Regions from separate parts of the Homo sapiens genome. Here region 2 is linked to region 1. Evidence: read pairs that join two places in POLR2A ChIA-PET (ENCODE). Cell type or tissue: CD4-positive, alpha-beta T cell. All regions are shown on one strand. Links, peaks and the distances in the headings refer to the core of each region. The heading gives the core; the rest is flanking DNA.

What was found. Peaks named below come from ENCODE experiments on the same cell type or tissue, not always from the same donor. Only the 100,000 strongest peaks of a DNase experiment are listed, where the experiment ranks them.
Region 2: POLR2A ChIA-PET joins it to region 1 with 7 read pairs; 4 of 35 experiments call an interaction of 5 or more read pairs at or near these places.

Annotation. Positions count from the first base shown.
Region 1 is chr17:39,087,887-39,096,127 of GRCh38, forward strand. All of the region lies in intron 7 of PLXDC1 (plexin domain containing 1), which reads right to left. It also overlaps the pseudogene RDM1P5. Among named protein-coding and RNA genes, the nearest start is that of PLXDC1, 60 kb to the right of the region's middle. RefSeq lists an enhancer at 5,118-5,187. In CD4-positive, alpha-beta T cell, for the core only: CTCF peaks have their summits at 4,543 and 4,744; DNase peaks (open chromatin) are centred at 4,605, 5,125 and 6,895; H3K4me3 peaks cover 930 bases; H3K27ac peaks cover 4,533 bases.
Region 2 is chr17:39,014,271-39,019,270 of GRCh38, forward strand. The region is part of intron 1 of LOC105371767 (a long non-coding RNA gene); the gene reads right to left. Among named protein-coding and RNA genes, the nearest start is that of LINC02079, 10 kb to the right of the region's middle. In CD4-positive, alpha-beta T cell, for the core only: no CTCF peak of the experiment used is centred there; a DNase peak (open chromatin) is centred at 2,711; H3K27ac peaks cover 1,949 bases.

The DNA.
Region 1 (8,241 bases), core at 2,001-7,000:
TGTGGTGTGAGGCTAAGTGACTCAACGCAGAGACCTGGCTGCTCTTGGGGGCAGGACAAATGGGATCCCATGCTTGCTTCTCCTTGCCTCTGCGCCTTCACAACTGCTATTCCCCTGACCCAAGATGTTCTTCCACCCCTTCTTCCTGTCTAGCTCATCCTTGCAGATCTAGCTCAAGGGCCACTTCCCCTGAGCAGCCCTCCTTGGCCAGCTCCCTCCTCTGCCTGGCTCAGGCCAGGTGCCCCCCTCCCACTGCACTCACCACACTGTGGACATGAGGGTCTATTTGGAGGCTGGGGATGTGTGAGACCATGATCATCTGGTCCTGAACCTCGCTGAGTGCTCTGTGAATGTCTGCAGATGGACAGGCTGACTTTTGCATGTTGCTGTCCACCATCCACCTCACCCCTCCTGGACAAATCCCCCAGCAAGGCTCAGGGCTTGCAGCCAGGCTCGAGTCCTACTTTGGTCCCTGCAGAAACTTCTCACAGGACCTCAGAGTCAGGAGATCCAAGTTCGTTCTAGTTCTGCTCACGACTTGCTGGATAACCTCAGGCAAGTCATTTGGACCTCAGTTTCTTGTCTGTGGAGTGGAAAGACAGAAACACCTACCACAACACCCTTGGGAGGAAAAAGCTGGAACTGTACATGAAAGGCTTCTTTTTTAAAATGACAATCTGAGGTGCTCTGATACTTCTCTCTAGGCCACGATACCCACCCAGGAACCATGACTTGGGGTTGGTTTTCTTCAATTTTGAAAGGCAGGCAGCCCAGCCAGGCATGGTGGCTCATGCCTGTAATCCCAGCACTTTGGGAGGCCGAGGCAGGTGGATCACTTGAGGTCAGGAGTTCGAGACCAGCCTGGCCAACAGGGTTTTTAGTAGAAACCCTGTCTCTACTAAAAATACAAAAATTAGCTGGGTGTGGTGGTACACGCCTGTAATCCCAGCTACTTGAGAGGCTGAGGCAGGAGAATCGCTTGAACCTGGGAGGCAGAGGTTGCAGTCAGCTGAGATTGTGCCACTGCACTCCAGCCTGGGTGACAAGAGCAAGACTGAAAAAAAAAAAAAAAAAAAAAGAGAGAGAGAGAAAAAGAAAGAAAGAAAGAAAGAGAAAAAGAATAGAAAGAAAAGAAAGAACGGAAAGAAAGAAAAGAAAGAAAAAAGAATAAGAAGCAGACAGCCAGGAATTGAGCTTTGAGAATGAGTTACCCCACAAGAGGAAAGAACCACTCAGTGTTTGGTCCGCCCAACACCCTTTCGTCTTCTGGAAACAGCAGCATTCCCCTTGGGGTACTGTGCCTGGCCCATTCCTACAGGTGGGCTGAACCACAGCTGCCATCTTCTTCCATGATCCTGCCTCTCTGGCCACGCTGTGATTGTTCCAGGCCTGGGTATCGGCTGTGAGCTGGACCAATCAGAGACCTCCCCTGGGACTTTTCAACTGTAACCAAGAGGCCTTTTGCTGTCTGGTAATGAAGCTGAGAAGATGCAGGCTCAGAACCTGTGAATGGCCACAGTACCGGGCTCATGGGGAAAGGCAGAGAATGAAGCCACCTCATGGAGAGAAACAGGAAGTGCTGGTATGTTCTGGGCCCTGGGGTTCCAGGACCTGCCCCACTATTCAGCTCTTCTTTTGGTTCTTTGGGCTACTTCAGTATCCTCCGTGCACCCCCCTTTTCCATTTAAGCGAGTTTGAATTGGGTTTTCGTCACTAGAAGTAGGTGGGGACATACGTTTCTCGCTCGGCTGAAGGTGGTTTGGAGGAAAATTTCCCAAGGTGGCAGAAGAGCTGAGTAGGGGCATCCACAAAGGGGTGGGCGTCCCGTGCCACTGCTGGGTGCCCCACCCCCACATCCCCTCCTATGTAAGGAACCTAGAGGAGCTTTGTCCATGGTTCACATAGTATCTCATTATTTATTTACTTATTGAGACTGAGTCTCGCTCTGTCACCCAGGCTGGAGTGCAGTGGGATGATCTCGGCTCACTGCAACCTCTGCCTCCCAGGTTCAAGCAATTCTCCTGCCTCAGCCTCCCGAGTAGCTGGGATTACAGGTGCCCACCACCACACCTGGCTAATATTTTGTATTTTTGGTAGAGAGGGGGTTTCACCATATTGGCCAGGCTGGTCCCAAACTCCTGACCTCAGGTGATATGCCTGCCTGAGACCCCCAAAATGCTGGGATTACAGGTGTGAGCCACCATGCCTGGCCTGTATCTCATTATTTATTTATCCTTAACGTTGGAATTAGTCCCTCCTACTTAACCCAGGACTGCGCCCCCGTGGGTCTGGCACCAAAGCATGCTCTCTTCCCAACACAATGCCCTGCTGCAGGACACTTCAGCCCCTGAAACATTCAAGACCTTGGAATGTCATTCCATGCAGTGAAAAGAAGACTACTCTGGCATTGGTGTCAATAAAGATTCCCTGGAGCTGAGCAGCATCTACATCCCTGAGGCCTGTCTGAAATGCTGGTGCCCCCCACTCCCATGCCACTAGGAGGGTGCACCTGCTACCCACAGGCCAGATGCTGCTCCAGGCCGAGTGGAAAGGGGAAAGCAGATGGGGGCACTGATGAGAGCATGGAGGAAAAGAAGCTCGGCCCCCGGAGGGTGACCACACAAGGAGAGGAGGCTTAGGGTTGCCGCAGCTGGGCAGACAGGCTCTGCCCTTACCGCCTGTGTGACCTTGGACAAGGGACTCAGTGAGCCGCATCCACACATGGGGCTGGTGATGCCATGCAAATGGTGTTGTCCTGAGAATTAAGGGAGACACTCAACGCACAAGGACCCCAGGAGCCCTCGAAGCATGTGAGCCCCTTTTCTCTCTGCCCCGACTGCTTTTTTGCTGTTCTTCTCATGGCTGAGACTCTAGGGCATTTTCAGCCTCTTCTAACCCCTCAAAGTCCACCTTAAGCAATGTTTATAAACTTGAACATGAGGAGGAAGGATGGCACGCATTGCTTTCTCTTTCCTGTCCTTACTCTGTCTTTCTCCCTCTGTCTCTCTCTCTCTAGGACGGCATATTTCTTGTCAGCAAGTCTGATGGGTCCCCCAGTTCCCCGCTGCTGTGGAGAGAGAGGAGGCCCACAGAGGCGGCCTGACCGCGGTACTGTGCTGGCACTCCAGACGCCCTGTTCCCACCCGTCATCCTGCAGGCCTCTCCTCTCTTCTGCTGCCCCCACAGTCCAGGCTGCCTGCTTCTCCTGCTGTGGATGCCACTGCCCCCACCCTAGCTTCCCCTTGTTTCTTCCTGATTACTGTTTCTTGCTTTTGCCACCACTGGAGAATGAGGTCATGGGAGCAGTGGGGGACGGCAGTGCTCAGGTGGTGAATGGACTGGGGACCCTGGAGACTGAGGTGAATTTCCCACGCCCCCTCTGAGGGCTGCTCAGAGAGTACTTATCTTGGAATCCATCTCCCCGCAACACACACCCACTGACTCCCATGGGGAGAGGCAGTGGAGAGGACTTTAGCCTTGGTCTTCCTTTCCTACCAGGAGGATGACAGCTCCAGCCCTGCAGCTCCTTCCTTCGCCCGACTCCTGCACTGGAGCCGGATGGTTTAGAATGAGATCCAGGCCTCCTCCCACGTCTCCCTCCCTTCCTTCCATCCCAGGCAGATCAGGGAACTTGCTCCTCCTCAGGAAAGCAGCTGGACAGAGTGGGTGGGATGAGGAGTCCAGGTGGTCCCCAAGGCGAGCACTGCGCAGGTGTGGGCTTTATGAGAGAGGAGATGAGCTACAGCTGCAGAGACTCAGACATATCAGGTTGAGAGAGCAAGGGAGTTAAGAAGTCAAGTTGGCTGTACACCTGTAATCTCAGCATTTTGGGAGGCCGAGGTAGGTGGATCACTTGAGGTCAGGAGTTTGCAACCAGTCTGGCCAACATGGTGAAACCCCGTCTCTACTAAAAATTTAAAAAATTAGCCAGGCGTGGTGGTGAGCACCTGTAATCCCAGCTACTTGGGAGGCTAAGGCGGGAGAATTGCTTGAACCCGGGAGGTGGAGGCTGCAGTGAGCTGAGACTGCACCACTGCACTCCAGCCTGGGCAACAGAGTGAGACTCTATCTCAAAAAAAAAAAAAAAAAAAAAAAATCAAGTTGTCTTGCCATTCATTCATAAGTGGGGAAACTGAGGTTCAGACAGATTAACCCATAGACAGATACAACTTTGTATAGCACTTTACTTTTTCATTTATTTATTTATTTAGAGACAGGGTCTCGCTCTGTCACCCAGGCTGGAGTGTAATGGCGCAATCACAGTTCACTGCAGCCTTGACCTCCCAGGCTCAGTAATCCTGCCTCAGCCTCCCAAGTAGCTGGTATTACAGGCACACCCCATCATGCCTGGCTAATTTTTGTATTTTTAGTAGAGATGGGTCTCCCTGTACTACCCAGGCTGGTCTCCAACTCCCGGGCTCAAGCAATCTGCCTGCCTCAGCCTCCCAAAGCGCTGAGGTTCTAGACATGAGCCACCACACAGGCCACATCTCTTTACAATTTACCAAGCCTAGCCATTAAGTAGACGGAAAACATCTACTTAAACGAGAAAACTACAAGAGCACAGCGCCACCATGCAGCACATTTGTTGACTCCTTCAGCATGTCGGTGCAGACACCTGCTCTGTGCAGGGGCTGTGCTGAGTGCAGAGCACTCTGTTAGCTCGCAGCCTTGCAGGTTCCCTGGAGCTGCACCATCTCATTTCCCCTTACAACTTCCTGAGGTGCACAGACAGACATCGCTGCTCTCCCCACTTTACAAAGGAGAAAAGTGAGATCGGAGAGGGGACGTTATTTGCCCAAAGCCACACAGTCTTTGTTTTAAAATCAGAGGCTAGACTTTTAAAAAACCTCAGGGCTGGAAGCCACTGTGGCTCCAGAAAGTCACCAAAGTTGTGAGTGCAGATAAATATTTAACAACTGCCTGGGGGCTGGGGTGCAGGTAGGGGCAGAGGAGTCCTGAATTGCCGTTGTTGCCAATTTCTGTGGTGTAAATACTTCCACGGTAGCTGACTTCCAGCTACCCTTTCAAAAAAGTTACTGAACATGGAGTTAGGAAGAGACATGTTCAGTTGCCTCTCACCCAGCTGCATACATGATCTCCAGCACACCCCTGCTGAGAGCTTCCTGATTTGTGTTTCTAAAAGAGTCAAAGGGAAACATTTACATTTCTTTCTTTTTTGTTTTGTTTTGTTTTGTTCGAGACAGGGTCTCACTCTGTTGCCAGGCTGGAGTGCCGTGGTGCAATCACGGCTCACTGCAGCCTTGGCTTCGTGGGCTCAAGTGATTCTCCCACTTCAGTCCCTGCCCCCAGCTCCACCTCCCCCACCAAAGGCTCATGCCCTGGTAATTTTTTTTTATTCTTTGGTAGAGACAGGGTCTCCCTATGTTGCCCAGGCTGGTCCCAAACTCCTGGCCTCAAGCAATCCTCCCGCCTCCAATTCCCAAAGTGCTGGGGTTACAGGCGCGAGCCACTGCGTCAGGCCACATCTCTTTACAATTTACCGAGCCCAGTTGTTTATTTAAAAATAAAAACATTTATTTAAAAATTACGGGCACAGTGGCTCATGCCTGTAATCCCAGCACTTTGGGAGGTCAAAGTGGGCGGGTCACCTGAAGTCAGGAGTTTGAGACCAGCCTGGCCAACATGGTGAAACCTCATCTCTATAAAAATACAAAAATTAGCCAGGCATGGTGGCACGCGCCTGTAATCCCAGCTACCCGGGTGGCTGAGGTAGGGGAATCGCTGGAACCCGGGAGGCAGAGGCTGCAGTGAGCCGAAATTGCACTATTGCACTCCGGCCTGGGCGACAGAGAAAGACTCCGTCTTAAAATATATATATATATATATAAAATTAAGCCAAAATCCAAAAGATGGAATGACTGTGTGTTTGTCTCCTAAAGAACCCTAAGTCTGAGAGAGGAGGCCCCGTGGCAAGCCTCGTAAATATCAGGCAGTAACTGCCGGGTGTCTACAGAGTCACTGTGGCTCTAAGAGGAGGGAACCCTCCATGGAAAGCTGAGGTGGCGAGGGGTTCACAGAGCCCCGCACACGCATGTGCACACCCCAGCCCTCCAAGACACACACACACCTGCACATGAGCACATACTCATATGCACACACATATGCAACCCTTTGACACAAGAAAGACCCTTTGCCAAGCCCGAGTGGGATCTGACAGAGATTGGAGGATGGGCACCTTTTTGTAATTCACATGCCCAGAGGTGGCACCAAGGCCACCTGTGCTGCAGGTGCCCCTGAGTGATGCCAATGGCCATGAGAAGGTGGCCTGGGCTCTGAGTAAGCCTGGGGGCCTGGGAATATCTAGATGAGGATGGAAAGTTTGAAGCAGACTTTCACACACCATCCCCACTCATTACTCCCAGGGGCCATCTCTCCTTCCCCTTCAGCACCAAAACGCAATGGGATCAAAAATAAACATGAAACTCCAAGTCTCCCATGTCCTGACTTCCAGGGTGCCTGAGGCCATAGGTTCTAGAGTCCAATGTCAACCTTTCTTGCTTCAACTGCCTCATACTTCAAGACTCAGCTCAAATGACGTCCCCTCCTTGAAGACTTCCCCCACTCTCAGGCAAAGTGACTGCCCCCCGACCCGGCCCCACTCTGAGTCTACAACTCCCTGAGCAATGTCCAGTGTCCCCCATTACATCGCTTGGTCAATATCTGCTCTCCTGGCCACTCCCGCAGCCAGACCACAAGCTCCGCTAAGACAGAGTCTGCATGGAATTTATCTCTGTACCTCATCCCCTAGCACCAGGCCTTGCACTTAACAGGACCTTAAGAAATGACTGTGAGTGAATGAATGGGTTACAAATAGTCATGAAAACCTCAGCAACTTATAACGTCAGCCCACAGCCCAAAGGAAGCACGCCCTCCCTCCCCAGCCCACCACAAATTACTGCCATTCTCAAAAGGACAACCCTGAAAGACCACAGTAAACCAGACATGCCGCCTCCTAAGCTAGATCTCAAAGCGGGAGGAGAGCTGGCTTTCAGGATTTCTCCACCTGCAAGGCTGCAGGGCAGAGCTTTCCCTCATCAGAAGGAAGGGGAAATGGGAGGGACAAAGGGACTCAGGGTGGGGCACAGATAGAGACTCAGACTTTTCAAGGGAACTGAGTTCGAGGATAGAGACACAAGTGGCAGCCAGGGAAGCCAAGTCTCCTAGAAACTTCACACCAGGCTCTAGGGATGGGTTTCCCCACCATCCGGGCTGGGGGGCAGAGTTGGGGATGTGCCCCAAGCATGGGTGCAGCCAGGGATGCCAGCTGTCCTCTGAAAATACAGTCCTTCCAGCGGAGTGGGGGAGGCTGAGTGGTGGCAGAAAGGGGGATGAGGGTGGGGGGTGGAACTATATCTCTAATTGAAACTATTTGCTCACTTCAACTGCCAGCTTGTACTTGTTCGAGTGTGGGTTTGGTAATATTTTTATTTTTTTAATAAAAGAATCCTTACGCCCCGCCCCCCCCCCCCAACCCCCCAAGCCTGGGTTATTTGTTTTGGATTGTTTCACCAACATCTGGAGCTTGCCCAAGACAATGACTTCCATCTCCATGACCAACAGATCCTTTCTGGAACCAAGACGCAGGCTTCCCCAGAGCACCATTTCTGGCAGTTTAAGGTGTTCTGTTTTATCTCTGCTTCCAGGCATCAAAGATTCAGAAATACTCAGGTCCAGACTTGGCAAACACTGCTGCCCAAACAAGAAATGTTTTTGTTTTTTGTCTTTTTTTTTTGGCGGGGGGGTTGTTTTTGTTTTGTTTTGTTTTTGTTTTTGAGACAGGGTCTTGCTCTGTCGCCCAGGCTGGAGTGCAGTGGCACAATCTCAGCTCACTGCAGCCTCCACCTCCCGGGTTCAAGCAATTCTCCTGCCTCAGCCTCCCGAGGAGCTGGGATTACAGGTGCCTGCCACCACACCTGGCTGATTTCTGTATTTTTAGTACAGATGGGGTTTCACCATCTTGGCCAGGCTGGTCTCAAACTCCTGGCCTCAAACGATCCACCCGCCTCGGCCTCTCAAAGTGCTGGGATTACAGGCGTAGCCACCATGCCTGGCCCCAAACAAGTAATGTTAATGGTTCAAGTGAGAGGTTTGCATGTCCCTTTGTGTTTCAATGCCAGATGCCCATGGGAGAGTGCTGGCTTGGCCAGAAGAAGTTAGGAGATGACAGGTCGATCCACAAACTCCCACCTGGAATGGGTGGTTACCGTATAAAAAAAT
Region 2 (5,000 bases), core at 1-5,000, 76 kb before region 1:
CTAGGAGTAGGCCAAACTAAATTTGGGAGGAGCTTAAATTTATAGTTTTACTTTGAAACAAAGATGATAACAGCTCATTCCCCTAAACAAACCCCCTTCTTGCCTGGGGACCAGACTGCCTTTGTAGGACTAACAAATTAGCCGAAAGATTAGAAATTATGGTTTAGGAGCCAGGCAGCTGGAGGCTACAAGATTCTAACCCTCCCCAAATTGCTCCTGGGGACAACATCACTATTGTAAGAAGTAAGATCAGATATTTTACAGATTCTGCACTTGATGGATCAGCTGGCATCACCCAGATCAATAAACTGGCTCATGTGATCTTGTGGACCCACTCAGGAACTGACTCTGGAAGAGGACAGCTTTAACTCCCTATGATTTCATCTTCGACCCAATGAGTCAGCACTTCCGACTCACTGGCCCCTCCACCCACCAAATTATCCTTGAAAACTCTGATCCCTGAATGCTCAGGGAGACTGATTTGAGAAATAATAAAACTCTGGTCTCCCACACAGCTGGCTCTGTGTGAATTACTGTCTCTATTGCAGTTCCCGTCTTGACTAACGGGCTCGGTCTAGGCAGCAGGCAAGGTGAACTCGTTGGGCTGTTCCTGGCTGATAACTCCCAGAGCCCTTCTTACAGTCTTGTTAGAACATTGGGTATGTTAGGCCTCAGGGGCAGGCCTCTGACCTTCTCCTGCCCTCCTTTCACCTGAATGTTCCCCTGATTTCATGACTATGAGTCTGAAGACCACACCCTGGGGGAAGGAATGCTGACATCGTGAAGCTTCCATAAAAACCCAAGAGGCCAGGCTTGGTGGCTCACGCCTCTAATCTCAGCATTTTGGGAGGCCAAGGCAGGAGGACTGCTTGAGGCCAGGAGTTTGGGACCAGCCTGGGCAAAGTGGCAAAATTCCATTTCTACTAAAAATACAAAAAAGTAACTGGGCCTGGTGGTGCACTCCTGTAGTCCCAGCCACTCAGGAGGCTGAGGTGGGAGGATTGCTTGAGCCTGGGAGGTGGAAGTTGCAGTGAGCCGAGATTGCGTCACTACACTGAAGCCTGGGTGACAGAGCAAGACCTTGTCTCAAAAACAAAACAAAACAAGCCCCAAGAGGACAGGGCCCAGTGAGCTTCTGGATAGCTGAACACTGGAGCTTCCTGGAGGGTGATGGGCCCAGGGGGCGCGTGGAAGCTCCGTACCCCTTCCCCCACACCTCACCCTACATGTCTCTTAGATGGGATACTTCCCTCAACCCCCTTCGCGAGTGGGAACTGGAGTGGCTTGTTGCACTCAGCCTGTCACTGACCACTCCTCATGGGAGGGAAAGTGTGAGTGAATAAGTGTGGGAACCCGAGGGGACAAATGCTGGAACCGGCCATTCGCTCCTCTCTGGCTGCATCAGGTTCTGTGTGGGCCCCGCACAGCGTCCAAGCATGTTACAACCAATGCTCTTTCAGTTCTGCTGTCCAGGGCTGGTCGAGTGCCAACTAGCTCAGTGGAGGGTCAGAGTGGGAGCCCCTGCCCTCTCGGCACCCAGATTCTTGTCCAGCATCCAGGAAGAATAAGCTCACATGAACTGTTTGAAATGTGATGAATGGCCGGGCGCAGTGGCTCACGCCTGTAATCCTAGCACTTTGGGAGGCTGAGGTGGGCAGATCGCTTGAGGTTAGGAGTTTGAGACCAGCCTGGCCAACATGGTGAAACCTCGCCTCTACTAAAAATACAAAAATTAGCCAGGTGTGGTGGCGCGTGCCTGTAGTCCTAGCTACTCTGGAGGCTGAGGCACAAGAATCACTTGAACCCGGGACGCGGAGGTTGCAGTGAGCCGATGTCGTGCCATTGCACTCCAGCCTGAGAGACAGAGTGAGACTCCGTCTCAAAAAAAAAGAAGTGATGAATGCGGAAGACTTTATTGAGTGGTGAGTGACTCTCAGTGGAAAGGGAGGCTGGAAAAGGGATGGGAAGGTGATCTTTCCCTGAAGCCTGGCCGTCTCCAGCTGGGCCCCTCTCAGAAGCTGCACCATCTGAAGTTAGCTGCATCTATCCGTAGTCTCCGATGCTCAGTTGCTTCTCTGGTCACAGCTCACATGCTTGTATCCTGACCCTCAGCCACTTGTGTTGCTGTGCCAGCTGAAGTCTTTTATGGGAACAGGATAGGGGCGGGGCAGGCCAAAAAAGGCAACGTTTGGGTGGAAGAATGGGTTCAGCTGTTTTCACCTAGGGCCATGGTTCCAGGCTTAAGGGTGGGGTTTAGTTGGGAGCCCAGCCCTTCTGTATCATCTTCATCTGTATCCTTTGTAATATCCTTCTAATAAACCAGTACATGTAAGTGTCTCCCTGAGTTCTGTGAACTGATTCAGCAAATTAATTGAACCCAAAGAGGGGTCATGGGAAGCCTAACTTGAAGCCTGTTGGCCAGAAGTTCTGGAGGCCTGGACTTGCGACTGGTGTGGGAGTGGGGCAGTCTTGGACACTGAGCCCCCAGCCTGTGGGATCTGACACTATCTCCATGTAGATAGTGTCAGAACAGAATTAGAGGACACCCAGCTGGTGTCCAGTCCTTGGTGTGTGGAGGCAAACCTCCACACACATGGTCACAGAAGCCTTCTGTGTTGATTGTTGTGGTGTGAGAGTAGAGGAAAAACATGGTTAGAGAGAGTTTGAGCTGGGAACCGTGGATATTACCTAATCTACATCATGACACCACATCCTGCTTACCCATGGATTAGGTTCACGTGGCTCATTGCTTTCATGTGATTTCTTTTTTTCTTTTCTTTTCTTTTTTTTTTTATTTGAGACAGAGTGTCACTCTGTTGCCCAGGCTGGAGTGCACTGGTGTGATCTCGGCTCACTGCAACCTCTGCTGCCTGGGTTCAAGTGATTCTTGTGCCTCAGCCTCCCAAGTAGCTGGGATTACAGGGGCCCACAACCATGCCTAGCTAATTTTTGTATTTTTAGTAGAGATGGGGTTTCACCATGTTGGTCCGGCTGGTCTTGAACTCCTGACCTCAGGTGATCCACCCACCTCGGTCTCCCAAAGGGCTGGGATTACAGGCGTGAGCCACTGCGCCAGCCTCTTGTGATTTCATCTTGCCTCACTGACTCCACAGTAAGCACTGTAAGTGCGACTAGTTCTTGTTTTCTGTATTTTCAGAACTGCTTTCCTGGGCCCAGGATAAGTGCCCAAGAAGCGTGTTTGGACTGACATCCTTGGGAATCCAACAATGGTTAAAGATAACCACTTCCTTTCTACCTGCTGATGTGGAGCACATATGAGGCGCTAAGCACCGCCTGCACCAGGCGAGCCATTCAGTAAATGTTAGCTCTTATTGTTCTCTTATTGGTGGTGGGCAGAGTTGAAGTTCTGATGAGATCTTCTCAGAAGGGTTACATTGCAGGGGGGCCTTGGAAAATCATTCAGGGCTCTGAGATTCAGTTTCCTTCATCCCTGAAATGGGATGCGAATTCCCCCCTTGCCAACCTCAAAGAACTAGTAGGATGGTGCAAAAGTAATTGTGGTTTTTGCCATTAAAAGCAATAGCAAAACTGCATTACTTTTGTACCACCATGCCCAGCTCATTTTTTGTATTTATTATTATTATTTTTTTTCCGAGACGGAATTTCACTCTTGTTGCCCAAGCTGGAGTGCAATGGCGTGATCTCGGCTCACTGCAACCTCTGCCTCCAGGGTTCAAGCGATTCTCCTGCCTCAGCCTCCCGAGTAGCTGGGATTACAGGCACCCACCAACACACCCGGCTAAATTTTTTTTAATTTTTACTAGAGACGGGGTTTCACCATGTTGGCCAGACTGCTCTCGAACTCCTGACCTCAGGTGATACACCCACCTCAGCCTCCCAAAGTGCTGGGATTTCAGGCGTGAGCTACCACGGCCAGCCTAATTTTTTGTATTTTAATATGATGATCAGATGAGATATTCTGAGAAAGTGTTTAGAAAACTAAGGGGATCCATCAATCTAAAGTATCATTAAACTTGCACTGAGCTCAGCATCATGCTTGGGCTTGGGCAGGGGGAGAGACCGCAGCGGGTGCCGGGACGGCCCCATCTCTGCATGCGCTCTGCTTGCCCTGCCTTTAAGACTTGAACGTGTGAAAGTGCCTTGAAAGCTGTAAAGTCCTATCCAAGGGATCCTTTTATGATGAGCAGGGGTGGAGGCGGGAGTGGGAGTATCAGCTATGCCAGACTGACGAGGAGCTTTGTTTTACTAGAGTGCAGGAAATACAACTGGTGCAAGAGACCTGCATTCATCCAGGTTCTTGTAATTGCTGGGTGTCAAATCCACACAGTTGCTTGAAAAGAAGAAACCAAGATGGAAGTAACAGAAACCACAGAGGTGGTTATGTCTTTTAATAATCAGACCCAAGGAGGAGAACTGAGAGAAAGCTTGAAGGAAACCTGCAGGAGCTTGTCTGCTTCTCTAAGGTCTCAAAGGCAGAACTACTTCCTCAAAAGGCCTTTTGGTAAATCACCATAAACAAAGGAAAGCGGAAATTCCTTTAAGCTTTTTGGTGCTTGATTCTAATCCACCCTGAGCCATGGTCCCAGGCCTCCTACGCTCCTTGCTCCTCCGATGTTTATATGACAGAAAGTTATTTTCCCCAGAAACTGACAATCTGGATTGCAAAGACCAGGCCAGGAAGGAATTTATTCCAGAAACACTTGCAGTGTCTGGCACTTTGCTCCCCATTTCCTCATTTTGTGTTGTTTGTTTATGCAGTGGAACTGCCTATGAGTCATATATTTGGGTGCTGAGGATGAAGAGTTAATTTGGATGAAGAGTTAATCCAGAGCAAGGTCACAACTCTCTTGAATTCTATGAAGGCTGAGAGGGGTGATGAAGCTTCAGAAGAAAAGTTTGAAGCTCGCAGAGGTTGGCTGAAGGAATGAAGCTGTCTCTGTAACATAAAGGTGTAAGGTGAAGCAGCAAGTGCTGATGGAGAAGCTGCAGCAAGTTGTCGAGAGATCTAGCTCAGATCA